2 separate regions of the Homo sapiens genome follow, and region 1 is linked to region 2. A link is a loop called in an ENCODE intact Hi-C map of the cell type or tissue named here. Cell type or tissue: sigmoid colon. All regions are shown on one strand. Links, peaks and the distances in the headings refer to the core of each region. The heading gives the core; the rest is flanking DNA. Region 1 has its middle 240 kb from the start of KCNMA1-AS1. Region 2 overlaps LRMDA (leucine rich melanocyte differentiation associated).

The links. Hi-C counts contacts between places; a loop is a spot of excess contacts. Peaks named below come from ENCODE experiments on the same cell type or tissue, not always from the same donor. Only the 100,000 strongest peaks of a DNase experiment are listed, where the experiment ranks them.
Region 1: a loop joins it to region 2, with 2.2 times the contacts of the local background. A loop is called at or near these places in 2 of 110 quality-filtered maps.

The regions. Positions count from the first base shown.
Region 1 is chr10:76,637,859-76,648,390 of GRCh38, reverse strand. No RefSeq gene overlaps it. Among named protein-coding and RNA genes, the nearest start is that of KCNMA1-AS1, 240 kb to the left of the region's middle. In sigmoid colon, for the core only: no CTCF peak of the experiment used is centred there; a DNase peak (open chromatin) is centred at 4,770.
Region 2 is chr10:76,554,053-76,564,584 of GRCh38, reverse strand. It overlaps LRMDA (leucine rich melanocyte differentiation associated), which reads right to left. Exons shown (of 7, transcript NM_001305581.2): 7 at 4,417-7,376. The coding sequence ends at 7,297. Among named protein-coding and RNA genes, the nearest start is that of KCNMA1-AS1, 330 kb to the left of the region's middle. In sigmoid colon, for the core only: no CTCF peak of the experiment used is centred there; DNase peaks (open chromatin) are centred at 4,727, 5,476 and 5,784; H3K27ac peaks cover 159 bases.

The DNA.
Region 1 (10,532 bases), core at 2,186-7,185, 85 kb before region 2:
GAAACAACCATTATTCTATTTCAAACTTCCTATTATTTTGTGCATGAATTAAAGAGCAGAGGAATAGTCTTAAATGCCAGAGGCCACTTGCCGAAAGGCGCAAAGTCAAGGAAGAAAACAGCTAAGTGGGTGTGTATGTGGGGGAGCTGCTCTTATTCTTGAGTTTCTCCTATCAGCTCTGGAGCTGGTCTCAAAACTGTGACCTGGTTTTTTGACAATATGTCCACACCTTCTCTACCTTCAGACAGAGAATGTGCCCAGAGTCCAAAGGGCAGCAGAAACATGCAGAGATAAAGCAACTTAACTTTTCCTAAATTACTTGAATCTCCAGAATAAATAATGATAATAATAACAATAAAAACACCCCTGCTATGTTATTTTGTGACCCCTCCCACTTCAACATAATAATAATGCATAGTTTTACAAGATGGAGGTGCAAGAACTAATAAAATATATGGTTTAATTAACTAAACTTATGCTGTAGTCCACATTAGAAGGCCATGATTTAGCACGTACTCTCATCCTCAGGACAGAATAATGCAAACAGCATAATTAAAAGTTGATGAGAAGTATATTTATTGGGCACACAGCAAGAAGAGACATCTAGATTTATGATACATAAAGTAAACCTTTAGTTTACAATATAATTAATATTTTTAAAACCACAGTGTGCATATAATGCAGCCAAAGAGTCCTCTTCCATGGAAGGATAATTTCTTTGGTGCTGATCTTGGCCCCATTTAATAGTAAATTATGTTCCTGAACATATACAAATGTAACATGATCTATTATGATCTAGAGATGATGCTCATTGAGATGTCTACAGCTATGATAGATCATGGTTGTATGTCTCTGAAGACATGGAGGATGGCTGAAGGGCCAATTATTTATCTGTGGCATGAATTCCATGGCTATTAGTCACACACGCAGTGATGCAAAATGTGGGTATGCTACTACATTTTAATCAATCCCTGCTCAAGAAAACCCTTCGTTAGCACAGACCTGAGGATATCAGGAATTTGCAGTGGAAGAGGTGAGCTTTATAAAAGCAAGGGGGTTGGGTTAGAAGGACAGGCTCAGAGTCCCAGAAAGCACCCAACATCCACATTGGTTTTGAGGACTCCCAGCATTTATGAGCTTGGGCTACAGGTTCAATGTCAAGTAATCCTCTAACAATCCTGTGTGGTAGGTACTAATTTTTATCATGCTTATTGCACAGATGAGGAGACTGAGGCTCTGCGAAATGACCATGCCAGTAAGGGCAGAGCCAGGATTCCTAGCCAGAAATGTACAAGCCAGGATTCCCAGCCAGATCCTACAGACTCATTCTGTTCCACCCAAGGCTTCCATGAAGGACCTTGGAGAGAGGTGAGCTTTATTTCTCTGCAAGCCAGTCCACACTTCTTCTTAGGGTCTGGGAGCTCAGGGTCCTCCTCTTGCGTAGATTCTATGTTTCTCCTCTCACACACATCCCTACATTGCCTCTCTGAGGAACAAATTGCTGTTGCTCATACTGTGCATTGCACAGTTTTCAGGAGACTCGGTCTGGATCCTCATCTCAAGGACATTCCAAATAGGAATGCTGCTATGTAATAGACTCATTTTTCCTTGAAAAAAAAAAGTCCTGGTATATAACTAAATAAGTTAATTATCTTCCCTCTCTTCCTTCTCTTCTTCTTTCCTTCCTTCCTTCACTTCTGTTTTTTAAACCTGGCGATTGGTTTAAAATTTAGACTTGTATTTTCTTTTTAGTGAAACAGAGATACTACATACTTGAAAAAAATAAGATGGCGTTGTATATATTCTTTAGTGCTCATCCTGTCTAAATTTCCCAGGCTGACTAGTCTACCTCACTCCATGGGCTATGAGGAATGTGGGCAAGGTGTTTATTAGCATGGAATTCTCCCACTTATCTGTCTGCTGTGCTTGTTCTATCATCTGGATCGCTGCTATGGGAGTCACTGAAGGAATTTAAGAAGAAATACCTGGCTAAAGTATTTACCCAATATACATGTGTCACAGGTCATGGAACAGTTACGAGCATCTTATGAGAATGGCAAATAATTTGACGGCACATGGAGGAACCCTTTGGAGCCAAGAGTGCCTGAACTTTGTGCTTGAGATCCCATTGCTTCTGCCACAACCTAGTCTGAGCCCTATCACCCAGTATTATAACCACAGGCAGGAGGAGTCCAGTCCAACATGGGCCACACTTTCCACTCCAGCCATAGTCCAGACTCCAAGTGTAAACCAGCATGGCTTCCTTAGCCGCATTGGCTTGAGGAAGGCCCCATTGGCTTGAGGCTTAAGAGAATTCATTGGAACCTGAGTGACAGCCAGTCCTAGAAGGGGGCATTGTGTCCTGGTCATGAGTTTTGAAACTGTGTCACTGGTGGTCTGGATGGGATATCACCCAGCTTTCAAATTAGGATGTTTACCAGGTTTCAACGAAACTAAGTGAAATATTTATCTAAAATCCTAACGCTGGAAAAACTCTCAGGCAGGGGCATGCAAAGGAAAAATACAAAATAAATTAAGTACTAAATAGATAAAGAAAATTATATGAGTTCTTCTTCATTATCTGGTTCATTACACTGTTTAGTGCTTATTAAAATCACTGTTAAATGATTTAATTTTGTTTGGGGAAAGAAGTGAATGAAAAAAAGAATAAGAGATTAAGGAAATAAGCTGCTGAGTTTTCCATTTTGGAACCGGTTGTAGAGCTAGGCTACGATGAGAAAATTAATTTGTAGGTCTCTCTGGGGGAACAGTCAACACCAGGCACCACAACACAAGCAATTTGCCTTATTTTTTGCTTAATTGGCATGGCCTTCTCTGGGGAGAGCTCAGGCTAAGCCAAGTAAGAGGATAAATCACCTTTAGTGTGGCCCCTTCTGGGTCACGGATAATTTTTCTGACAGCCATGTCAGATCAGGATGCTAATGTGTCAGCTAACTCCTCTGTATGCCAGCATTGAGAGTGTAATTTCCTTCCTATTAGTGTACATACTCACACAAACAGTCTCCCAGGGTGGTTTAATGATGGTCCCAAGTACAGTTTTGGAGAAGAAGGGTTCTGAGGAAACTTAAGATGTATTAGGCCAGAAAAGATAGCAGTCTTTGCTTCCAGAACCACATTTATGCCTCCTTCAAGAGAGCTTCTTTCATCCTTTCAGGAACTTAGTATCTTCTAGTTTCCCCAGATGCCCCAAGATACATGCTTATGTGTCATCTGGTAGGTTTGTAGTGGTGGCAGTCACCCTGAAGTTGTCTTAAGTTTTCATGGCAATTAACATCAGACCACACTGCCTTTACCAAGTAAAATATTGGGAACTTAACATGCCTTTAGGACACCATGGCTGAATCCATGTGAACGACACTAAAGGGGGAGATGTTGAGTTTTAAGATAAACTCAGAAAGGTACCAGGAAAGGGGAGAATATGTGTGCTTTTCAAAACCCAGCATGTAGACCACAACAGACCGAAGTGATTCTAACTGTAGTTTGCATGTCCTGGGGATGGCGCAAGACACTAGGAGGTCCGAGTTTGGTCTCAGGAAGACTTTCCTCAGATGTGAATCTTCTTGGGCCTTTACATCCAGTCCTGAGATCACCAGATGCCAATCTGCAATCCTGGTTAAGGAGGTAAAGATTTCCTTGTCCTCCTGGCCTCAACTGCAATCACTTTTTTGTCCTATGTGACAGTTATACCAAACTATTTGACATTCCCTGGATGTTTCATGCATGAAGGTTTCTGCTCCCTGAGGCAGAAAGAAATCCTCCTTCCCTGTGCATATGGTTGTTTATCATGGCACTCATCCCAATGATTGAGCTCCTGGAGGTCAGGGACCATTGTCATGTGCATTATTAAATGGATGTTATAGATTTGTAGAGTCTAGCACATAGTAGGTCCTTGATAAATGCTGAGTGGATGAACTATAACGCGATAGAATCTTCCCTGCAAGGAAAGTAGAGGAGATAGGAGATTATATGACTACTTCCAAGGCAAGATAGACAGTGCCAAGTCCCTTAAGAGAGGTATGCGTCTTTATGGCGGTTTAATTGGGGAATAAACTGAGAAGAGTTGGGTTACCTTGAGGGCCCGTCTGGGCTCTGAGCATTCATTATTCTGAGAAGCAGAGATGCACTCTATTGGGGCATGGTGAGGGTTAGAGCAGTGCTGAGTGCAAGTTGTAAGCCCTGCATGAAAGCTCAGGGATGAAATCCTGGGGTGTACAGCATCTTCTCTTTGAATTCTAGAAGGCAGGTTTTACCTTTCTGCCCAAGCCTGCCTCTTCAATAATATTAGTCTCACTACAATATCAAGCCCTTTCCACCCAGTCCTCAATCTATGCCCAATGGGAAGACCATCAGGAACCTAGCAAATGGACAAAGGGCCTCCCATCCAACAACTGTGAGTACAGAGGCTGAAAAATGATGACTCCAAAGGGAGGAAAAAGCAAGCCCTTTGCTGCCTCTGATGATTGAGGAAAACAGGCCAGGCAGGCTGGGGGCCTGAAAAGTTCTTGGCAATGAGGACTCAACATTTTCCCTCAAGAGAGCATCTAATAGTTCACTGACCATCCCTATTAGAAGAAGGAAACTTGCTATGTTCTCTGCTACAGACACACTGTACAGCCACTCACATCTTTTCTGTTGCCAAGAGATTTTCACCACTGCTCAGTGTGTGCAGCATCATGAATCTGAAAGAAAACAAGCGAGAGGACTGGCACTGATCACCAGAGGCAGAGGAAGGGCTGTGCTGAGGCGCCGGGGCAGGGCCGACCTGGGCAGGTGCCAGGGATGAGCCAAACTAAATCTTTCCTTTATCCTGATGCTTCCCCTCCCAGGAGCCTTTGGTCTGCATTACTAAATCCTCTGTAAACTGCTGTGAGGGCAAAAAGCAAGCCTCTGCCTTTCATAATGGATCTGGGCATAAATGAGGATTGTTCCTAGGTAACTCACCCTGCCCTACTTTCTCCCACCTGCTTTCTAACAAAGTCAACCAAAAGCAAACAGAGCTGGGCTTTCAAAGCCCAAGATTTAAAACAGAAAAATCCTCCCTTTCACAGTGCCTATACTTACAAATATGTATTCTGTATTTATACAGCATATTAAAACCTAAAACCTACAGTAATGCAACATTAAAGTCAAGAAATGCAAAAGTGAAGGGTTTATGATGTTGTTAGCTTGCCCACATTGTGCATTCTGCATAATGAACCTCACCTTGAAATTCAAGCCATATACCATGTGGCTGAGTTCACCCCACCAGGCAAACCTTAAACCTTTTGCATTTTGTGAATTTCATTACCTCAAATTGCAATATTAATAACTGAAATGTGCAGCTGAGAAAATGCTAATTTTCTGCTTTTCCTTTCATTTTATTTTTTCATCTACTTTCCCCTCTAATTAAAAAAGTGGGGAAGGTAAAGAAATAGGGAGAGAGGGATGGGGGAAAGCCAATGGGGAGGAAGTCCACCACACATAGTCACAATGTCAGACAACTTTATGAAAGGGGAAACTGAGGTCAAGAGGGAGATTCAATTTGCCCAGGGTTACTCAGCTTAGGAGTGGCCTTGCAATAAGCTTCCCACTGTAAACTCAGGGCTCTTCAGCTTCATTTTCTTACTAATTCTTTTCTGAGGCCCCAAATCCAAATGGGGAAATGGATCCAACAGCAAATAAAGAAAAGGCAAAAGCCAAATTTTCTTTGAGCTTCTCCAACTACTTTTCTTTCATTCCACTGTCTGGTTTATCAACATCACTCTGATCTTGAAGAGGGCAGAATGACTTTGAAGTACTGGCATTCAAAGAAGGTTCATGTCACAGACCACAAAAGAAACGCATTCTCTCTTTGGTTGCATCATTCCCAAGCAGAAGAATAATTTAACTCACAAAATAGCCTGCATGGACAGAGCCCTTAGGGCTCCACATTATAATCAATAATATTCCCTTCAGCCAGTGAGCTGGCACCTTTACAGGGATGGCTGGTCCCCACTTCTTGTGGAGAAACAGATACAGGGTTCTGAGATGGAAAGCCTGGTTGACAGCCCTGGCTTCCCCTTGAGCAGCCTGCTGTCTGGGTCGTCTGGAAAAGAGAAAGGGTCAGTGTGACCTCCAGTCAGACTTTCCAATGAATCTAGACCAGGGCTGCCCTGACACTTGGCAGGCTCATAGAATCAACAACAAAAAAATCATATAGATGAATTTTTATTCCAAGAAATTTGATCATAAAACATATATTTGTCTGTTTCTTGATTAGAATGCATCTGAAGGCAATGCCAACTTGGCCCCAATGAAGGGATGAGGAACGAGATGAATAAAAATGGAAATGCAGGCTCCCACCCCAGAAGGAGATACTCCTAAATGTCAAGCATCAACTTCTAGAACTTCCCCCACCCAAGGGCACTGAGAGTTTCCTTCTAAGGGGAAACTTCGCTTCAAGACTTCACTATCCCTCACACCTTATACACCCGGGAGTCATTTCTGTTTTGTTATCCTGTTTGGAATCCAAATGCATTATTCTAGAATGTGCTGGAGGTCCCTCTGCCTGGGTCCTTGCAGAGGTGTTTTTGAGGAAGGGTGGCAACTCCAGGGCAGTGATCCAGCTCCTACCTCCATCACTGGGGGAATAAGAACCAAATGCTTCAAGTAGGAGGTGGGGAGAGGAGAAGAATGCCCCCAAGAGGGTTTGGCTTAGTTAGGGGACTCCTTTCCAAATGACCCAGAAACCCAGTGGATAGAGTGGAAACAGATTTAATGGGGCAGAAGATGAGGAAAAAGAGGAAACATGCAAGAGAGGAAGATGAAAGTCAGAAGCTAATGCCCATCAAACAGAAGACAGGAGGAAAAGGGATTTTCCTCACACCATCAATCCTGTCCAGAAGTGACTTACCCTTTCTTGGTCAGTTTATTGAATCCAAAAGTGCTTACCCCAGCCAACAGCATTCACTCTCCCTTCTCTCACCTCTCCCCTCAAGTCCCTGCTGTTCTCCCCCTAACAGATGGTATCACACACAAGCTTTTTTTTTTTTTTTTTTTTTTGCTTCTGATGCTAAGCATGATTTACAGGCTTGAGTTATTATTTATCATTATTCATTTTCTGTCAGCAGTGCATTGAAGGTTAATAGAAATGCCAGCATGCTCACTGATTTACTTAGTAAAATATTTGTTCCAAGGTTTAGGTCATATGATTGGTGTCTGAGTGAGTTTCAGGTTTATGCATTATGAAAAGCAAGATGACTTGACCTTCAGCCACTAACACTAGCACCATCTATTACTTTAGTGAGTGACCTTCAGAGACCTAAGACACAGTAGATGTATTCAACACATGTTAGCCTCCTCCATATTGCTGGCATTGTATACATACCAGCTGAGTTTATGCAATGTAAGCCGAGCCCTGGAGCCCATCTAATGAATGGGAGGCAGATGAGATGTAAACTTAGGCTAAACCAGATCCTCTTCTTAAGATAATAAACTGGATTTGCAGCCCAGCTGCACTGAGTGTCTGTATATACACAGGGAATAATTGCTTCGCATTGCCTCCTGGGCTCCTTGCGGCTCGGCGGAGAGAAGGATGCAGACAGAAGTGCAATTCTGAAGGAAATTTGTTTTAGATGAGCAATTAGACAGGGCTCCAAAGGAAGAATGGACTTGGAAGGACCCACTATGCTAGCGTCATTGTAATGTGGTTGCAGGCCGGGGATGCCAGGGAAGGGAGATGGTGAAGAAGGAAGAGACATGAGCCTTCTAATTAGAAGCTTGGAGCCAGGTTAGCAGAAGAGATTTAACTAGCATTACAGTGATGTAGAAAATAAAAACTATGTTAAAAGCAATGAGTGGGTAATTAATTTCTAAAGAGCCAGTTCTAATTATTAGTGTAGAGGTAATGCAGTATCACAGTGAAATGTGTTTAAGTCACAGGCCAAGATTTAGTGTGCATGAGTTTGAATCCCAGATCCACTGTACAAGTTGACTTAACCTACTTAAGCCCAAGTTTTCTTATTAAAACAACAATAAGGTACCAGGTCTTGAGGCTGCTGAGAGGGTCCATTGAGATGACAAATGTAATGTGCCTAGCACAGGGACTGGTGTCTTCACCAAATGTGCACCAGTTTTGTAAGTTTTGTGAATAAATGGCAAAGAGATTGCTGAGAGCAGCTGGCCAATCTTCATGTTTGAGGAGGGACTTGATCTGCCAGCGGCAAAAGAAATGATGTTTGTTGGAGGAGAAAAATGGGCTTTGCAAGAACAGAAAGCCTGCTGGATGCCCGAAACATGTTGCAACTCTGGGGTCAGAAACAAAGGTCAGAATGTTTAAGAGTTGGACTTTTTGTTTTCTATTCCTAAACTATGCTCTTTCCCTAAAGTTCTCCAAAGAGGTCACTAATGTCCCCTGTCACCAGCTATCACTTACTTTCAAACCCAGAGAAATTTCTTTAGGCCTTTAGAATTGCATCAGTCATAGTTTTAGAACTCCATGATCAACTGATATTTTCCAAGGAGTCTTCCCAGTCACTCCCCCGATCCATCCCCTCCCTTCCTTGTTGTTGACACAGGCCATTACCAGCTGGACTTCCCACCTTACAGGTAACACATGTGATGTCTAAGTTCATCAACTTGGATTTAAGTGACTGGGCCTACTTCAACTCTTTATGACTGCGGAAGAAAGTAGGTGTTTTGTTCCTTAAATTACTGCCTTTGATATCTGCTGAGCAGAGAGTTTAATACTCCAGAACCACATGCACATCTCCTGGAAGCAGCATGACCCCTCTTTCCCACATGTTGTACATTAAGAGAATAGTCTATATTAGGCAAGCGTCAGGGAAGGTGGCTTAACAAGCAGTGGAAATATCTTAACCAGAAACTAAACATAAGGCAGTTTTCTTCAAAGAAAGCAAATACTGGAAATGAATCCAGAGATTTACATCAGCGTAGAGGAGAAGGCTAAAATTATATTTTATAATATGTTATATATAATTATAATATATATTTATATATTATGAAATATATAAATAAAAATATATAATAACAGATATTTATGTTATATATACACATATATACGTATATATGTATATATGTACATATGTATGTATATATGTATGTATGTATATATGTATATATACATATATATGTATATATGTATATATACGTATATATGTATATATGTATATATATGTATATATGTACGTATATATGTATATATGTGTATATATGTATATATATATGTGTGTATATATATACACACACATACATATATATATATATATATATACACACACACACACATACTTTTTTAAATAAGAGACAGGATCTCTCTCTGTCACCCAGGTTGGAGTGCAGTGGCATGATCATAGCTCACTTACAAACTTGACCTCCCTGGCTCAAGTGATCCTCCTGCCTTAGCCTCCCAAGTAGCTGGAACTACAGCTGCATGGCACTAAGCCCACCTGATTTTTTATTTTCTTGTAGAGATGATGTCTCATTATGTTGCTCAGCCTTGTCTGGAACTCCTGGGCTCAAGCAATCCTCCCACCTCAGCCTCTGAAGTAGCTGGGACTACAGGTACTTGCCACCAGCCCTGGCTAGCTTTCATCTTTTTTGTAGAGATGGGACATCACTATGTTGTGAAGGCTGGTCTCAAACTCCTGGACTCAAGAGAGGCTTCTGCATTGGCCTCCCAAAGTGCTGGGATTACAGGTGTAAGCCACTCTACCTGGACACAATATTTTATTTGAAATAAGAAAAATTTTCCCTCACCGGGAATGCTGCAGTTGAACTAGATCAAATCCATAAAGAATGGAAGACTGCCCAGTGGTCATTCATTCACTCATTAATTCTAGATGTTAAATTTTCTAGGGTTGGGGAATGTGCTCCTACATTCAAGTCATTCTTGAATGTAGCCAAACTTCGTAGTTTAGCCAAACTTCGTAGTTTAGCCAAACTTCATAGCTAATAGACAAAGTTTGTAGTTTAGCCAAACTCTTCTAGCAGCAAAACCCATGATACTGGAACTCTGTTATTCACACTGGTCATTTGTAATAGAATAACAGAGCTTTAGCACTAGACAGGTTCTGAAAGATCATTGAGTCTAATCCTCTCCCTTTGCCAGTGAGAATTCTGAAGCCCAGATTTGTTGATTTGTGATTGATAGTGTCAAAGATAGGCCTAAAACACAGATGTCCTGGGTCCTAGAGGTGCTGTTTGCCCCTCTCCATATTTCTTCTGTTCCAGAAAACTCTTCTCCAAAACTGGCCCTAACAATCAGCTGATTATTGGGTTCCAGCTGCCCAGACTACAGGGCACCACTCTCAAAAGAACCACTTTTCCTCCCCTTGAACAAGGGTGGAAATACCAAGAAACCCAGGGTGTTTCAGAAACGTTGATGATAAAATATTGCAATGTAATAACAAAGGCAACCTTCAGAGGAATAAAGAAACAAAGCAATTTAAATTTCATTTAAATAATTTTCCCTTCGTCCTCCCATCTTCACCCTAGACTGTTCAACAAGCCCATCTGAATTCCGAGGGCATGTT
Region 2 (10,532 bases), core at 3,265-8,264:
GTGGGTGGTCCAAGAAGGCCTCTCTAGTGAGGTTGCGTTTGAGCAAAAATCTGAATGAATTGAAGTGGCACTTCATGGGGTTGTCTAGGGGAAGAACATTACAGTCAGAGGGAACAGCAAGGGCAAAGTCCTAGAGCCACAATGTGCTCCTTGTAGTCCAGTGTGACTGGAGTGGAGAGCAGTGAGGGGTGGTGTGGGCATTTATTTCTGTTTCACTCTCACAGCTATTGGGTCACTGATTCCCTGATTTCTCTAAAACCAATTATGTAGGGCCATAAAGGGTCTTGAAAGGACTCTAACTTTTACTCCAAGTGAGATGGGAAACCGCTGATGGGAAATGGGTAGTAGAACCACAGGATGTGACTGAGCATTTTTAGGGGATCACACTGGCTTTCCTGCAAAGAATAGGCTGTACAAAGTTAAGAGTACAATCAGGAGACTTGGTAGGGAGGTGGACGTAATCAATAATCCAGGTTAAGAAATGTTGGTGTCTCGGGTCAAGATGCTAACTGCAGATATGGTTGGATTATGGCTACATTTGGAATTAACTTCCCACCATCATTTCTAGCGCCTTAATTCATGTAGTTCTTTAGTGCAATTTCTAACTTAATATCTATCCCAGCATATAATAATTTTTGTATATATATTAGTCTACTCCAGACAGAAATTTGTCAAAAAGCAGGACATCCTCTTATTATCCCCTTGTATTTGTAACTTTCTAGCATACTAAGGGTACCCAATGAATATTTGTGAAATGAGTGCATGGATACGCATCCTTACAGATACAAATTAGCATTGTTTTTTAAAAAGCTTCAAAACCTAAGAGGGCCATGTAAACCATATAAACCAAGAATTACTTGGAAAATATTTCTAAAGAAGTGACCCAACAGTGTGGTGGGAGCAAATCAGAAGTAATGGCAAATGTTAGAGTTTTTAAATATTTATAGCCAATTTGTATTCTTAAGAGTATTTCATCTATTTATATTACTGATCTGCATGAAGTAAACAGATGCTTCCAGTAGCACATACTTCTACAACTAGTTGTTTCTTGACCAACACATTTTAGTAAAATGACAGTTTTAGTGCTTGTTTTAATGATGATATTGCAAAATAATTATAGTAACCATTATTTATGTGTTTATGAGTGTGTGCATTTGTGTATCATGAATGAACTAGAGCAAAGAAGCCCATAATATTGTCCACTAAAGTGGTCCATAGGCCAAACTAGCCAAAATGGAATTGTAAATTCCATTTTAATATTTGATAAACCAATACCCTATATCTATATTATATACACAAATGTTTATAAGTATAAATCTGCAAGATTTATCTAATAAATTAGAGTTGCGATCCTAATTTTTTCAGCTAAATGTAATTTTCCAAGCAATGGTTAAACCTAACTTAACAAAATATCTACACCGAAATATGACCCTTTTCTGGTGATAGTAACCTTCATTATCATCATTTATTCTAGACCTTCAAGGAATGTGTTGACCATTAAGTCCCAATATTTTTATACTCTATTGTGATCCTCTGAAAATGGATCATTCTGAGTGAGCACACCAAATGAAGTTTTTTAAAAGAGGAGGGGAGGTAAGTGTTCTAACTGGAGGCATTTGGACATTTATTGTGTTTGAGAATGTAGCCAATGTGGCTACAGAATATGAATGTTGTGCTATAGCCCTGTAGAAAACAGAGTTATTTTGGGGAAGACAACCTTTCTATGTAAATAAGGAAATATGGCTATTGTGTATGAATGTAAAAATATAGGGGAATATGGACAGTCTATAAATGAAACCTGGTTTCATACAGTAACTTTTGGAGATAACTCATGTAATCTGTTTTTCTTTGAGCATCAAAGATCTCTCTTAATTAAAACAAAATTGCTCTAAGTGACCCTCTGAACAATGATCCTGTGTTTAAAAGGCCAAGAAGGGTAAAAACAAAAACATCATGACACTGTCACACCACAGCCTGAGCACTTTATGACTGATGTCATAAAATGTAGATCAGCAATTCATAGGAAAGGAGGACACAAAGTAGATATTAATTAATCAGGTATGAAATAGATGCATTTTTCTATGTAACATGGTAATGGGATAATTACTGACCTATTTTGGAGTCCATGCAAAACTTAGAAAACGTATGTCAGTAATAGGAATTCTCTACTCAGATCCTAAACTCTCTCATACACATTCTCTCTCTCTCTCTCTCTTTGTCTAATAACCCAAGTAATTAGTTAAAAATTTTAGAAGACTTCGTAGCTGTCATTGTTATTATTCTAATTAAGTTATATTTTGCCCCCAAACGCTGTTTCTATCATAAGCACAGCCTGAAAAACTGAATGTGGGGTGGAAGTCAGAGTACATTTTTTCATAAAAGATTACTTTAAATAGTAATAACATAAAAATTAAAACACCATACTCTACCTGGGTGTTAAATTTTATTTCTATCTCGCTTCAAGGGAAATTTCTTTTATAGTAGCACTTAATTATTATGATTTAGACTATGATTTATTAAATTTAGCCTTTGTAAATAAATAATATACATTAGTTCTTACCTACTTTGATACTCTGTAACTAGAATAGCCTAAATATTGTGCTTAAGCCCACTGGCAGGACTTTTTCCCTCTCATCACAAACACCTAAATTGGAAAGTTCCTGTCTAAAGGAAATTATCCCAGAGTTTTAAAATTCATTCCTATTTATAACATTGAGAGAACTATTCCAATACAAAGAAGGAAAAGTTGACTTAAAGTAATTGATGTGACAAAATATAAACATTATTTCTAGAATATTCTGCATGTTAATCCAGGTAATCCACTTGAACTAAGATGTTATTCACACTTCCTATGAGCTAAGTTCTCATTCGCTGCCTGCATGCCAATAACAGTTAAATCCTATTGCCAGCATCTTCTGCCCCATATACAGGCACTCGTCTTTTTCTTTAAATATTTTTGTTTTTTTTATGTTATCTTGTCAAGGTGTCCATCTACCTCTGAACTTGATGAATATACGAAGACTTCCCATGACCACAGAACTATTTTCTCTTTCATATGACTGCCCAGATCATAAGTTTACCTTGTATTTTTTAGCCACTCCAGAGCTGAGGCACTTGCCTTAGGATGCTGAGTTTGTAGAATATTAGGTACCAGCCACAGTCATCTCTGTCCATATGCAGCCACCACGATCATTTGTTCCCACAGTGCTCCATGAACCATCTTTTCCACACTGTTTCATTGTGTTGGGCAGAAAATCTTGTAAAACATTAAATTGGTGGACACTCATTTACATGAAAGATGACTCAATTTTGAGGATAAAATATCCCTAAACATCACTGTAGTGCTGAATATCAGCAAACCTTTTAACTGGCAGAAAACTATCTTTTCCCTTTCCTTCTCAACTTACTCCTATCCATGAAGATGCCACATTTTAATTCTGCTGCATTCTGTCTCTTGGCATAATCCCATTTATTGCCATTTATATCATTCCTACTATAGCAACTCTCCCCCATACACATTCCATACTTAGAATTTCCCCTACTGTTTCTTAGCAAAATTCCCTTGTCCCAGGTTGGTTGTTCTCTGGGCCACATTCCAAGATACTCTAGAAGAATTAGCATGTGCTTATATGATAATATGCACAAATAACACAATTTATGACCTATCCCAACCACAAAGTGACAAATTAACACTTAGCATTATAATTACCCAAAGGATGGGAACTCCCAATGCTGGGAAATTTCAGGTAGACTTGTAGGAAGACAATATTTTGAACAGTGGTTGTGGCTTTCAATGTTCTTTGGGTCATTTGAGGGGTTGCTGATGCATTAGAAGAAGTAATACACAACACTGTACCACAAGCCGATGGTCCAGTTGTCATATAAACAGGTAATCAACATTCTTTGTGCTTCTCTGGTGTCATTTTCCTTTCCAGGTCTTACTCATAACAGTCAGTTTCCTGCATGGTATTTGAACAACTTAGAGAGAATCGAGTAATGGTAGCGCCCTTCTTCAGTGAAGGTTTCTTCCTGGAAACAGAACCGGAAGAAGCAAGTGGTCAAAGGTCACATTGGATCAGCTACAATGATGGACAGCAGGGAAGAGTCTCAATGGGTACTATTGTGTCCACGCTGGGCATTACCTGTGTTGCAGCCACACAGACCTGATTTAGGCTGCCCTTGCAAGTAGCAAGTACTAAACACCATTATTGTTTTGATGAAAAGGGTCCTGTGGATTGTTTTTGGTCTGCATGTTAACAAAGAAAAGAAGAAAGACAGCCAGGTTATTTCTTGAAAACAGCAAGAAAGACATTTTTCCCTTGAAAATGTACAAGATACATCTCCGCTGGAAACACACACATGCACACACACACACACACACACACAAACAAATGAAAAATCCTTTCATCCAGAATCTGTGGTTTGCTTTCTTTTATTCCTTAGTATACATGAGTATGTGAAAACACACAACACTCAGACATGCAGCCTGATCAAGTGATAATCTCTTATAATGTGCTTCTATTTAAAGCAACAAACAGATGGAGGGTTTATGAGTGAGGCTGGTAAAAGTAAAAGCAAATGACTGCAATAGTTGTACTTTTAATAGGATTCCCCACAATCCAAGACATTATTCCCTGAGGAACAAATTGTTCTTTAAAATTATGTTACTTAGGAAAGAGACAGTCGTCCTGACATTGCTGAGGCAACAGAGAGCTGCAGGACAGCCTTGAATTGCCGAGGTCTCTCCACTCAAGTCAGTGTCCTAGGGGAGGAAAGACAGTGATGTCAGGCACCACAATCCCCAAAGAACAAGCTCAGTGGAATAGGATAAAAGGAAGAAAGACCAAAGGGTAAAGGGGGTACAAAACATGTCTGGGCCCTGATTGAATTTATTACTTTCTACTTCTCAACTTTGAAAAACAAGGTTTGGGAAATTCCTACAGATTTAGGATAAACATGCAACATGGGTTCTACCTCTGCCAATTCAGACCAAAGTCTAGCTCTAGCACAGCAAATTTTGGTTAACACACAGTGGAACTGTAACCAACCCAGCACTTCATTATCACTATCCCTGCTTAAGAGAAACAAAGCTGACTATAATTCTATCAATAAGATGAATATACCTTAGTGATGGCCTTTAGGTAATTTATAATTAAAGCTAATCTTAATTAAAGTTATTACACCATTCTGGAAGAAAATAAACAACCCAAAGAGAGGGAAACAATGTGGTCAATAACTCACTCCAAAAATATGTTTTGCCTCCAAAGCTCACATTGAGGGAGACATTCCTGCGCATGATACAAATGGTTCTGACATTAAAAAAAGTAAACAAGTAAGAAAAATAAAGATGGAAAAATTCTGTGGTCAGTTCACAAGTGCTTTTTTATTGTTTGAGGCAGGGTTAAAGCCTTTTATAAAGACAAGGATATATGTGTGGCTAGATTGGATATGACATCTGACTCGTCTAGCTGCCCTTGCACAGAATTCTGGCTGCCCATATTATGCCAGGGAGAAAACATGTGTTGATGCTTCTAAACAATGACCCAGGGTGGGACCAAATGCAGATAATTTAAAGCATTTTTCCAGTGCTGTTTTGTAGATCAAACAGAGAAAAGGTACTCAAATCCAGTTACTAATGGATTTGAGAGATAAATGCAAACATTCAACATTCTCCAATTTTTCATGGTTTTGAGGATTTTAATGTTAACTTGTCTAAAGAACTGATTAACAAAGGTTGTGTAATCTCAAACAGGGACTCCTGCCAGCCTCAATACATGTCATTCAAGGCCTGTGTTGACTCAGTGGGCCAGAGGCTATGTAAACGGGCTAGAGCTGAGAAAGTAGGTTCTCCTTGGGCAGCTTAGGGATTCTGAGTCCCCATAGTTTTACAATAGCAGCTCCTAGTCCCTCAGTATCTATAACTTGGAGGGATTCTCTTTCAGGTTTTGCTGTCATCAAACTGACCTAATACTGGGAGGACAATGAACACTTGGTCTAAATGGAAGAAGCAGAAAAATAAACACTATCGTGTCAAGAACAATCAATCAACCTTTTGAACATCTTCTAGAGTGATTTGACTGGTGCACCAGCAAGTTAGATAAACTTTGAGTCACCCAACTAGCAATGATCACACTTATGTTCCTTGTGACATTAGTGCTAGTGCACAGCCAAGCATACAGGAAGACAGAGCACTGTCTCACAACCTGTGGATTTGATTTCTGAGAGGTCATGACAAAGATGCAAAATCCAAAAGGTTTGTGCCTTCTATAAAAACTCTTTGGTCTGGTGGGTGTTTTCAACAGTCTTAATTTTGTTTTTTAACCTCCTGACCCTTCACTCTATCTTTCATCACCTCACTCCCTTTAAATAGCACCCAAAGGAGCAAGCCAGCCCCACGCACAAGTATGGCCACAGGCATCACTGGAAGTGTGTACGGTTAAAAATAAATTAATAAATAAGAGTCCCTGGTGCAACCAAACCCTCATGCTGAGAAAGATGCCTTATGCCTTACACTGCATCATATTCAGGGCAAGAAGTGGATTTAGAGTTGAATGAAACAAGATAAAAGTCCACGCTTTTGTAGTCAGGGATTTAGGGAAAGCTATTTACGCCAATAAAGGGATTGTAGCAACATGAAGCCAGCCATAAATGTATGACCTGGCTGGGAAGTTATACCTTGTTCTCCGAAAAACTGCAAACTGAAATGCACCACCTGTCATAAAATCGATGCTAAAGGAAGGTGGAGGGGAAGAGACGGGAGCTATGTATATGCAGAATACAGGACGTTAAGATTTAAAAGGAGTGAGGGAGAATGGCCATCCCCTAAACTGTGACTATTTCACTAAAAATAAGCCCACAGCACGATGGTATCAGAGGGATTTCAATTCAATAGGCGAGCTGAGGACAGTCTTTCTCACTTGACTGCAGCCACTGAGCATGTCCAGGGAGGCCCCAGGTGTGACCTCTGCTCCCCTGTGAGCAGTGGCAGGACCAGGCAATCTATCATGGTGTTCATGCTGTCAGCCCTGTTGCTTTGCCACCGCTGTCTGTCACCCTGGTGGATGAGACCTGCTTAAGGGCAATCATGTCAATCTCTATGTGACCACTCAGTCTAAGGCAGAAGGATCATCTTGACAGGCCTGGCAAAGTCAGCGGAAGGTACCAAAAGCTGAAGTCATAGCTTTTCCCAAAGAGAGGCAATGTGGGCTATTGTTTTTTCTTTAGCGTTTTCTTTATTTTTGATTTCCCTTTTGATTTTATTTTCATGAAATGGGTGAAGGTATACAGAAGTTGGCTTCAGAGCTGGTCATCTCGGATAAACCTGTTGCCCTCTGAGTTTTTCCCATAGTAAACGTAGCGACACTTCCCCAGGACACCTGCAAATAAAAAGACACACATCATTACAGGTGGCACACTTAGCATAGCAGGGAAACACAGGTGCTGAAAAGCAGACATGCAAGATAATCATAGATCCAATGGGCAGCAGAAAGTGGATGAAGCTCCAGAAGGGAAGAACTCTCCCTTTTTGTCCTCACAGACAAGAAGATTCTGTCAACCTCAGAGTTGACATTGAAATAAAATGTCACTACAAGTATAGGCTCCTAGGAATATCACTTTCTGCATGACTTCTCTTCCACATGCTAGGTACTTTTCTAATTTGGCCAATTACTCCCCAGAATGTAGCCTCTCCTCACGCCAGTTTCCCTTAGTAGAGTTTCAAAGAATGGAAAATTAAGAGTTTAAAGATGAACCCAGCCCAAGTAAAAGATGTAGAACAATCTTCCCAGAATGTGACTATTTTGATACCCTTTATCATGAAGCAATGTTGTTGACTTCCAGAGAGAATATTCCAAATTCTGGCAGGCACCAGGCATTGAGCACATATGGGATGATTAAGGAAGAGAGGTGGTGTTGACAAAATACCATATGAATGGCCGGGCGTGGTGGCTCACGCCTGTAATCCCAGCACTTTGGGAGGCCGAGGCAGGTGGATCACAAGGTCAGGAGATCGAGACCATCTTGTCTAACATGATGAAACTCCGTCTCTACTAAAAATATTAAAAAAATTAGCTGGGCGTGGTGGCAGGTGCCTGTAGTCCCAGCTACTCGGGAGGCTGAGGCAGGAGAATGGCGTGAACCCGGGAGGTGGAGCTTGCAGTGAGCCGAGATCGCGCCAGTGCACTCCAGCCTGGGCGACAGGGAGAGACACCGTCTCAAAAAAACAAAAAAACAAAAACAAAAAAAAACACCACATGGACAGGAACAAGAGCCTCCCATTAAATGGCTTCTTACAGGAATCCTGAACTCTCTTTCTCTGGTCAGAATGCATTTGATTTCCATTTTCAGTTTTACTTTAAGTAACTCTGTGGCTCCGTATAAGGCTCTCCTCTCATTCAAGGAGATTGTAGGAGACTTAACAATGAAAAATGCCCCTACAATAGGGTTGAACTTTTTAATCAACTCATTATTTATTCTAAATGCCCATAAGAAATCACTTCCATAGTTATTATGAAAGCTCTGTAGGATTATCAAGGAAAAATCTGTTTTGTTTTTGCCACCTGCATTTTTATTTTCTTCTATTTTTAGAAAAACCTATTTTAAATTCAGTTGGACAGAGTTGTCTTAGCGCTAATCGGACTTGAGTCTCTGAACTGTACACAACTAGAAAAAAACAAAGAAAGGAAATGTCCATAAGACAGTCATTCAATAGCCACAAATCTGCCTGTGAAAATAGCTACCTAGGGACATGATGATTTTTTTTTCCATCAGTGTGATAGTGTGAAACCAACAAGCCCATTTTTTTTTTTTTTTTTTTTTTGGTTAATTTGTGATAAATTAGCACTTGAAATTAACCAGGTTCTTCACATCAGAAGTTCTAAGTAGTAAATATTTTTGCAACTGTAAAAGAGATGTTTCTCCACTACAAAACTTCAAACCTTATTCTTACATAAGGATCAAAATGACTTTTAGAAACTTTTAAGGACAGAGCAGATGCTCCCTGGTTTGGATGGCTTGGAACAAAGCTAGAAATTGCTGGGGTCAAATAGTCTATCAGAGTTGGCAATGGAGAGAGGGTGACATTGTTCCACGGCCTCAAAGCTGGCCTTGGGCTCACTCTCATTAGTTTTACTTCCTGCCATGTTCCCATGAGTAAGTTTACTGTGGCTCATTCCTCCTCCTTGGTCATGCTTTCTCCTTGGCCCCTAATCCCCAATTTCTGGTTTTCAGTATTGGTCTGGTGCCTGGAAACTTTGAGCTTGGATGGAACCTCACTGAGACCCTTCTTGGGACCTAAATTATTCTTTTAGTTGTTGGCATTGAGCTGTTTCCTTTATCGTGCTGAATTATGTAGCCATCAGCATTGTACTAATATTGTCACCCATGCCAGGATCCTGCTGGTCTGTGGGCTTGGCTGATCAGGCTCTGCTCCAGGAATAGCATCCACTACAGGCCTGGGTGGGAGTGCCTCAGTTCTGCCAGGTATCCACAGAGGGCTTCCTTAAACATAATTGATTCAAATAAACCCTGAAGAATGTGGAAGCATGGGGCCAAAGGATGCTAATTTATTTCTATGGCACTAGGATAACATGAATTTTAATAAAAAGGAACAGATAGGTCTGTCGGATGTCATAAAGAACACAATCTTTCTCTTAAGCAAAAGGATGAAAGGCAAACACACACACACACCACACACACACACACACACACACACACCACCCACCATGAGTGCCCTCTCTCCAGTAAACTCTCCAGTACATTCACGGATTCAACTGCTTTTTTTTTCTTCCCTTTCTCCAGGGTAAACTTCGACTCCAGATCTCACTTACATGCAACTTGAATGGCAAGTGCCGCCCTAGAAACAGGCTGGATGCTCCTGGAACGTGGGCTGGGATGTGTTCTGTGCCACATTCCCGAGCCTTCTTTCTGGCTGGCATTGATAAAAGTCCTTTTTAAGGCCTACCCTGTTTCTTTGGGCCTGGAAGCAAGAATGTTTATAGACATCCTGGTGAGAGAAGGCTGTTTGATGAATGCAGGAGACTGCGGCTAGGTGTCAGCACTTGGAAAATGAGGCAAGGACATGAGGTATTAATATTGTCAATGATCTCTTGACAGGAAAACAGATACTGCATTCACTGTCAGATTTAAATAGACATCAAGTGCATTAACGACAAAAGGGCAGACTTCAAACAAAGGGGCTGTGTGGTGAAGAGCCGAGCTAGTCTCTGTGCTGGCAACAGCCTGATCTGAAAAGACACCATCAGGGTTGCAGACAGGCCCAGGATTGTGTGCGGTGACAGAAAACAGAGATACTGACAGAGATACCAGCGCCATATTATGCCAAGGATATTCTAACGCTGCCTGCGGCTCTAACGAAAGCTGACATCACTCCCCATCACTTGGGGTCGTCTCTGCCTGCCCCTGCAGAACATCTCTCCCCAGACATCATTACAAAACTCACTGTGGCTGCAAAGGTCCTGGCAGTTCTGTTCTGCTGGAGTGGTGGGGTCAAGGGGCCTAAGGATAACCTCAGT